3 separate regions of the Mus musculus genome follow, and regions 1 and 3 are each linked to region 2. A link is a loop called in an ENCODE intact Hi-C map of the cell type or tissue named here. Cell type or tissue: heart. All regions are shown on one strand.

What was found. Peaks named below come from ENCODE experiments on the same cell type or tissue, not always from the same donor. Only the 100,000 strongest peaks of a DNase experiment are listed, where the experiment ranks them.
Region 1: it touches region 2 in a loop (2.9-fold over the local background); 19 of 42 quality-filtered maps call a loop at or near these places.
Region 3: a loop joins it to region 2, with 18 times the contacts of the local background. A loop is called at or near these places in 6 of 42 quality-filtered maps.

The regions. Positions count from the first base shown.
Region 1 is chr13:17,992,387-17,994,886 of GRCm38, forward strand. Yae1d1 (Yae1 domain containing 1) reads right to left here and starts at 965. Exons shown (of 3, transcript NM_025904.3): 1 at 795-965. The coding sequence starts at 920. In heart, a CTCF peak has its summit at 1,031; a DNase peak (open chromatin) is centred at 965; H3K4me3 peaks cover 1,574 bases; H3K27ac peaks cover 1,426 bases.
Region 2 is chr13:17,942,985-17,945,484 of GRCm38, forward strand. Rala (v-ral simian leukemia viral oncogene A (ras related)) reads right to left here and starts at 1,233. Exons shown (of 5, transcript NM_019491.5): 1 at 1,033-1,233. In heart, no CTCF peak of the experiment used is centred here; a DNase peak (open chromatin) is centred at 1,257; H3K4me3 peaks cover 2,310 bases; H3K27ac peaks cover 1,821 bases.
Region 3 is chr13:17,694,270-17,696,769 of GRCm38, forward strand. It overlaps Sugct (succinyl-CoA glutarate-CoA transferase), which reads right to left and starts at 496. Exons shown (of 14, transcript NM_138654.3): 1 at 370-496. The coding sequence starts at 463. Mplkip (M-phase specific PLK1 intereacting protein) reads left to right here and starts at 1,144. Exons shown (of 2, transcript NM_025479.6): 1 at 1,144-1,551. The coding sequence starts at 1,216. In heart, a CTCF peak has its summit at 1,153; a DNase peak (open chromatin) is centred at 742; H3K4me3 peaks cover 2,500 bases; H3K27ac peaks cover 1,906 bases.

The DNA of each region.
Region 1 (2,500 bases), 49 kb after region 2:
AAATTAGGGTTGACATAACTGCAGCTTTAAGAGGGTAATTTAATGGCTAGTATATTGGGTGGATGCAGTTCTTATCTTTTAAACAGTTAAGTAACATATATTTACTTATTTTTCTTGAGGGAGGCATTTATTTACTTCCTTGAGCGTGAAGGTCAGAAAATAACTTCCAGAAACCCATTCTGTCCTTCCACAAAGTACGTTCCAGGGATCGAACGCAGGTCTTTATACTCTGGAATCCACCCCCATGTGGAGACAGATCTTAGCAAGTAGTTCTCACCCAGAAAAAGCGCCGATTCTACCCAAATAGTACTAAGCAAGTTTCAATGAATGGCAAGACAGGTCCGGATTGAATAACGCATTTAAAGTAAAGCTGGAACAGTATTCCCTTCTCTACCTCCCCCTTACCTTCCCTTGACAACATTCTCAGTTCACCCTTCTCCAAGCCTTGATAACATCACGCCTAACTTTGGACTCTCTGTGACTGCGTTCTCTGCGGGCCATCAGCCTAGTGGGTGTGCATTTCTCCTCCTCTGCTCCCCCGACCCCAAACTGCACACTCTTGAGGGACTGAATAAAGTTCACGTTGTAGAGTAGGGTCAATGTCCCTGCTCCAAACCCGGTGGGGCTCCGAAAGAGCACCAAGAAACAACCAGGATTCTTAAGACCCGGCAACACTGGAGCGCGCTGGCTCGGAGACCCGCGCTCCTCCGCCCAGGCTTCTGCGTGCGTGCCCCTGCCAGGGAGCCCCCGGGTCCCGCCTGGGAGTCCCTTTCTCCCGCGTCCCGTCCATTTACTTGGACTCGTTTCCGCATGTGACCCTGCCATTCCCGCTGCGCTAACAGAGACTCGTCCGCTTCCTCGTCAAACACGTCCTGGTCTCCAGGGCTCGCGTTCTCCGGAGCCGCTCGAAACCAAGACATCGCCCGGAACACCACGAGTCCCGGAGCCGCCGGAAACCCGGGCAAGTGCTTCCGGTTCGGGGGGCGGGACGAAAGGACAAGGCGTGGGACGGAGGGGCGTGTGCGGCTCCCCTTGCGGCTTGGAGGCTAAGGGTTGGGTCTCTTCCTACGCCTCTGGGATGGGCAGCGTGGGGCTAGCTGGGTGCTGCAAGCTAAGTCCCACCATTCAAGGGCTGAGATTCAGTTTCTGCAAGTGCTGAAGGCATTGGACGCCCACGTGCAGCCAAGAACTTTAGAATGTGAAAGCTGATTCTAGGATCGGTTTGAGATTAAGTAATGGGAACACTTTTGTAAAACCAGCGTCCATTGGCAATTTCCCTCTTAGCCTTTGACTAGGAGAGTTAAGGAATGTGGCTCAAGCATTTAGCAACTTCTGGCTGGGAGTTCATGTTGAAGAACTGCACATCAGTAGCGTTCTTGTTTTGTCATGTGATAACTGAATTTTTCTGACAATTTGTTTTGAATACCTATTTCGCATCACTCATCATTTTGGGACAGCGCACTATAGGAATAAAAGTTCTCAGTCCCAATGGACTTCCTATTAGTGTAGAAACGGCCAGTTAGCCAACAATACTTATAAGTAACTCATAGTTTGAAGACTGTAAGTGATATGAAAAAAGTAATCATTGTGAGGGAAGAGGAAACAGGTTACTGTTTTAGTTTATTTTACATTTTTGTCCTGAAGGCAAAAGTTTTGCCAATAAGGAATATATGCTCTGTCAATAAGTTATCCCCTACACAAAGTTATTACTTTTTATCTTCAGAGAGAATTTTGTATCCTATAAATGTATGTATAAAACCAAATATAAAATGTGATAAGGTGTATGTATATAGAGATCTTAATTAGAAGCAAAATGGCAGTATAGGAAGCCATAGAAATAGTGATTGAAATGAGTAAGATAGAAAACTTCTGTGAGTTGGCTCAGTGGGTAAAGTCCCAGGAACGGTGTCAATCACCAGGACCCACGTGATGGAAGGAGAGATTAAACTCCTACAAATTGTCCTCTGACCTACACACACACACACACACACACACACACACCATATGAAAACAAATGCAATAAAAAAAATCCAACTCAACCCTTGCATGATAAACCCTAAAGGACAGGGTCTGAAGAGATGGCTCAGCAATTACAAACACTTGCTGCTCTTCTGGGGGATGTTAACTTGGTTCTGGGCATCTACATACAATTGGGTGATGGCTCACAACCACCTGTGACACCAGCTCCAGGGAGTCTCAAGCCCTCTTCTGGCCTCCAAAAGTGCTTGTGCACACATGGCATACATGCATACAAATACATACACATATAAGTAAAAATAAATATTAGAAAACAGATAATCTTGTCCTGCCTCTTATTAAAAAGAGCGAAAAAAATGTAGGAGGGTGTGAATAATTTTGAACTTCTGATTATTCTGTGTCTAACTCCTGAGTGCTAGGATTACAGATGTACATCAGCATGCCCAGTTTGTGTGGTGTTGGGGATTGGATACAGGATTCCAGCATTCATTGCACCAACTGAGAGACATCTCCACACCTTTCA
Region 2 (2,500 bases):
CCATTCAGTGAAGAAATGTGGGGAGTTCTGAGCACTTTACGTGGTAACAGAGAAGATGAAAAGGCTCCTCCTCTGAAAACAACTGAGCCGTAGAAACATCTTAAGGGTCACAGGAGTCATTTATAAGAATATTGTATCAACAGATACAAACAGCATAGGTAATAGTACATATTAACAAGCATAAGCCAAAGGGAATGCCTTCTACACTGTGAGTAATAAATCTGTTAGTCAATTTTGGGAACGTGATTAAAGCTGTAATTTATTTACAGGAAAAGAATTTACAGAAATAAAGGTTCTCCCGGCACACGTACCCAAACTGTTTGTAAATTGTGTGCTTCCTGGCTTGACAGGTAGGGCGTGGCACCAGAGTTCTCACAGTAGCTCAAAGACACTCAGATGAGCTCTCACAAGTCTGGACGTTCTGGTTTCCATGCAAAGGCCAGTAAATTCTTTAATTCCTCCTAAGTCTCCCGACAACACAACCACCTCAGCGCCACCACGCCCGCCCACTCCAACACACGAATGCCCAAGTAAAGCACACAAATCGTATCTTCTACTCCTTGACATCTTTCAGGCACCGAACGCGGAAGATACCCCCATCACACAATGCCTACATTCCCTTCCTCTTCTAAAGGCTAAACCTGTACTAGAAGAGCCTTCGAGCATTCAGCTGGACGCGTCTAAAGACTTTAGTCTGAAAACGCCATTCCTTCCAAACACTGGCAGAGAAGCTCGAAAAGCAGCCGCTCTGTACCGGCAGAGTGGCTTGAAAGCGAGGGAGGTCGGGGTGGAGTGCGGCGCAGGGACTGCGGCGGCGGCGGCGGCGGCCCCAGGTCGCGGGCACCGCCCGGGCACAGCCCTGGGAGCCACCGGCGCTATACAGGTGACCTTCCGGAGACGCCGCCCGCTGTCGGGGCGCAGTCGGGTCCCAGCCCAGGCGGCAGGCGGGACGTGCAATCTCGGCGGCCGCGGGCCCGGCCCGTCGGACACACCCCCGCCGCGGCCCGGCCTCCCCGGCCGGCGAGCTCTCACCTGCACCGCGAGCCGCTCGACCCGCGGGCTCTTGGGCCTCGGCTGCGCCGATCGGACCGCGCTCGGAGTTCCGCGCGGGGCGCGGCAAGAGGAGTCCGGAGGGCGGCGGCAGCGGCGGCGGCCTGGGCGGCGGCGGAGGAGGAGGACTCCGGCGCTCCGCTCTAGGGAGACCCACCCTCCTCCCGGCCGCTCTGCAGCAGCCGCCGCAGATCACTTCCGGGGCGCGGGCCAGCGGGGCGGGGCGCCAGGCCGCACTTCCTGGCCGTGGGGCCGAGTACTCCATGGCGACTGCGAACAAAGGCTCTACGGGCGCGGGGGAGGCGCAGTGGTACAGCCTCCCGGTGGACCCACGGCGAGTCCCCGGGTTCGCGAGGCGTAGCCCGCCCCCCCCCCCCAAGGCCGTGCCGGGATTCCCGTGTCGCGGTGTTTTCGTCTTCCCCGGACATGGAGGGGTTCCTGGAGAAAGAAGGGGAGGGGGAGGCCGCCATCTTGCTTCTGGGGGCTGCTAGGTTCTCTTGCAAGAGTTTTCCAGTGTGTAGCCTGCAACGTGGTTTGTCGCAGATCAAGTCCGAGTTGGTGGATTGGTCGCTTGTCCTGGTTGGAGGGTCTCGGTAGCTGACCGAGTGGAGAACTGGCCTCAGCATATGGGCTTCGGGTTCCTTTTGGAGTAGACCCTTCGACACTAGATTTGGCACTGAGATAAGGCGACGGCTCCGTAACACACTAATGTCTTAAATTAGTAGTTAAACTGAATCGGTTGTTTTCTTTAAAACTGCCCACAAGTTCGAGATAGTTTGCCTAGTGTCTGTTAGCGGCCACACGTTCTTCCCTGGACTTTAAAATTCTCATTTCCTTTGGCCCCAAATGAAGAACCAACGGCTTGGTTGGTTGGCATGACTACTTAAAGGAATGAATGTACACTCAATCAAGTTTGCAGTCTAGAAACCTAGTACTTGGCGTTTGGAAGTATGAATGGAGGGAAGACTTGATAACTTTACTAACAATAGGTTAGAGTTTTAAACTTAAGTATGATCTTTTTTCCAGTACAAAAAGACGATGGTAAATGTGGATCCAAATAAAGGGAGTCCCCGCAGAACAGGGATCAGTGGTTCATGGAGAAGGCTGAGTGCCACTTATCTGTCTTAAAAGTTCTACAAGAGCTGATGAGAAAGATGAGGCTACAGAAGGAGACAGGAGTCAAGTCATGGCTGGCTTTTGTGTCTATTAAATTCTGGAAGTAGAATGGCTGGATACATCAAATTTTAAGCAGTTTATAAATGGAGGACCGATTAATGGGGGAGTTGGGCAGTATAGCAAACATAGAGTAGACAGTGAACTATTGCAGAAGAGGAAAGAGAAAGGTATTTTTAATAGTGCCAGTAACCAACCAAAAGATGATTCCCAGATGATGAAGCCATATAAGCATCATAAGCCAAATAAGAATTGTTTGCTGGGCAGCTGGAGGGTA
Region 3 (2,500 bases), 250 kb before region 2:
TCCCGTTTCTTTATAATTACAAGATTTTTAAGTTTGGGGTATGTTTTCGTGGGTTTTTTTTTCCCCTTTAAATTTCTGTTTCTACTTCCTAACCTCGTCAACTTCCATTTTACAAGAACGTAAACGCAGGGTTCAAGTCCAGCATTAATTACTACAGGCTCGCTTAAGTTTTCAAGGCAGCAGTCTGCTTTCTAAAACTCAGCTTTTGGCGGGAGGTGCTGTTTCCTAAGTTACCAAACCTTGGGGGATTAGAAGCCAGGGGTGGAAAAGAGAAGCAGGGCACGACCATGGCCATGAGCCCTGCGACAGGAGCCCCCGAGGCGCGAGCGCTCCCCTCAGGGAGCCCGAGCGCTCAGTGTCAGTAGGTACCTGACTGCGGGCGGCCGGTCCACAGCCCCCTCCCGCCGGCCAGGCCTCGGCCGGGTCTCCGAAAAGCCACCGCCCTGGCCAGCATCCACAGCATCGCCCCTCAACCCCAGCGAGAGCGCCCCGCGACCTCCCTCCTTGACCTTAGGCCCCCTCAGCCCCGCCCCCCCAGCCAGCCCGGCCCCGCCGCCAGCCCCGCCCCCTCCGCAAAGACCCTCCCCCTGGTCGCCCTCGCACTCTTCCCCGCCCACCACGCCCTCCGCTTCCGCCCAGGCCTCCACCTCAGTCTCACTCGGCCCCGCCCCCTTGGACGATCCTGTTCAACCGAGTCTCTCGCCTCACACCCTTCGGCCCCGCCTCTTGGCTCATGGCCCCGCCCCCGAATCCGGCTGACGCTTCACTCCTTGCTTCCCGGAAGCCTCCAAGACGGATGGCCCTACCCCTCTGATCCGCCCTCTTCGGAACCCGCACGCCCCTCTCCCACCCTCACAGCCAATAAGGCCTGATGATCGGTTTCCTCTCTTCCGCTTCCGTCTTCGTGTACTGGGGGTCTCCGGGAAGACCGTTGACGACTGTGCTCGTGCTGCGGCCGGAGATTTAGTTTCCCCTTTACAGTCTTTCCTCCTCTCAGACACGCCCACCATTCTTCCATTGAGTGACCTGTTTACCTGCCCTCTTGCAGAAACTTGGTGAGATCGGAACCTTTGTGCAGCCGGAACTAAGGTGCGGTAGTCCGCTGGGAGCCGGAAGGGTGTATAAATAGAGGAATACCAGTTTCCTTCTGGCGGTTGATCGCAGAGGTTCCGGTGAGGCGTTCGGCGTGTGAGCTCTGCGGCTTCGTTTCCTGATATGCACCGACCGAATTTTCGACCCCCAACTCCTCCGTACCCCAGCCCGGGGATAGGAGGTTGGGGTGGCGGAAATAACTTCCGGGGTGCCCTGGGCGGGGGGCCGCGGCCGCCCTCCCCGCGGGACGGGTACGGGAGTCCGCACCACACTCCGCCCTGCGGGCCCCGGGCTAGGCCGTACGGGAGCAGCCAGTCTCCGCGGCACGGCGGCAACTTCTCGGGGGCCCGCTTCGGGTCTCCGTCCCCGGGCGGCTACCCAGGCTCCTACTCCAGGTCCCCCGCGGGGTCCCAGCATCAGTTCGGCTACTCCCCAGGGCAGCAGCAGACCTACCCCCAGGTAAAGACAATAGCTAGCGTTTGCCGAACTCTTCCTGTGATGGCAGACGTGATACGAAACATTCCCTTTCCGTGGATTGTTTAATCCTCCGATACTACGTTGGCCCAGTTTTGCAGATGAGTAACCTGAGGCGTAAAGAAATTATCTAAGACTACCATAAGTGGCGGAGCTCTAGTTCTCTGTCCACAGAAACTGCTCTCAGCCAGCATACCACATTCGTATACAAACTTCTTTAATCCTCCATTTCTTCTCCCACCCACCCCCAGAGGTTTTTATTTGGTTTTGGGTTTTTTGTCATTTATTTCAGTGAATTGTCCTGGATTCCTAGGGGGAGGACAGTAAATGATTCCCTATTGTGTAGTATGGCACCTCTAGACTGTAGTCTACTGCCATTTTCCTACAGATGTCCCTCCCTTGTTTTTGCATCCTTGCTTTTTTTAAAAGAAACAATTATTTTATTTCGAGCCATATTTATACCTACTCAAAGTTCTCTTGAAGGAAAAATAGAAAATTTGAAATTGAGGAAACTTCCCCTCTTCTCCATGAGTGAATACAAGACAGGAAGTAGCTAACAACTTGTATCTCGGTGGTTTTGCAAAATTGAATATGCTCACCCATATGAATCCTTATGAGTTGGAGTTAATAAGAATAGAAAATTTTCATGCAATATAAAAGTTCTAGAAATTTGAAGCCTATCAGGTTAAAAAGTAAGTTTCCAAGAAGTGAATACAGTGAACCACTGCTTGTACTGGGTTTATTTGTATTTAATAGCTGCAGGGTTGGTTATCACATTAGAAACTGAAAGGTTTTAAGATGATAGCAGACATTTCTAAAAGAGAAATATACAATTGGTTTTAGTAATTTTTAAAAGCACTAGATTAAAGAAATTTGCAACTGAATATATTGGGTTTCAATTGACAACTTTTAATGTGATTCCCCACTAATATTA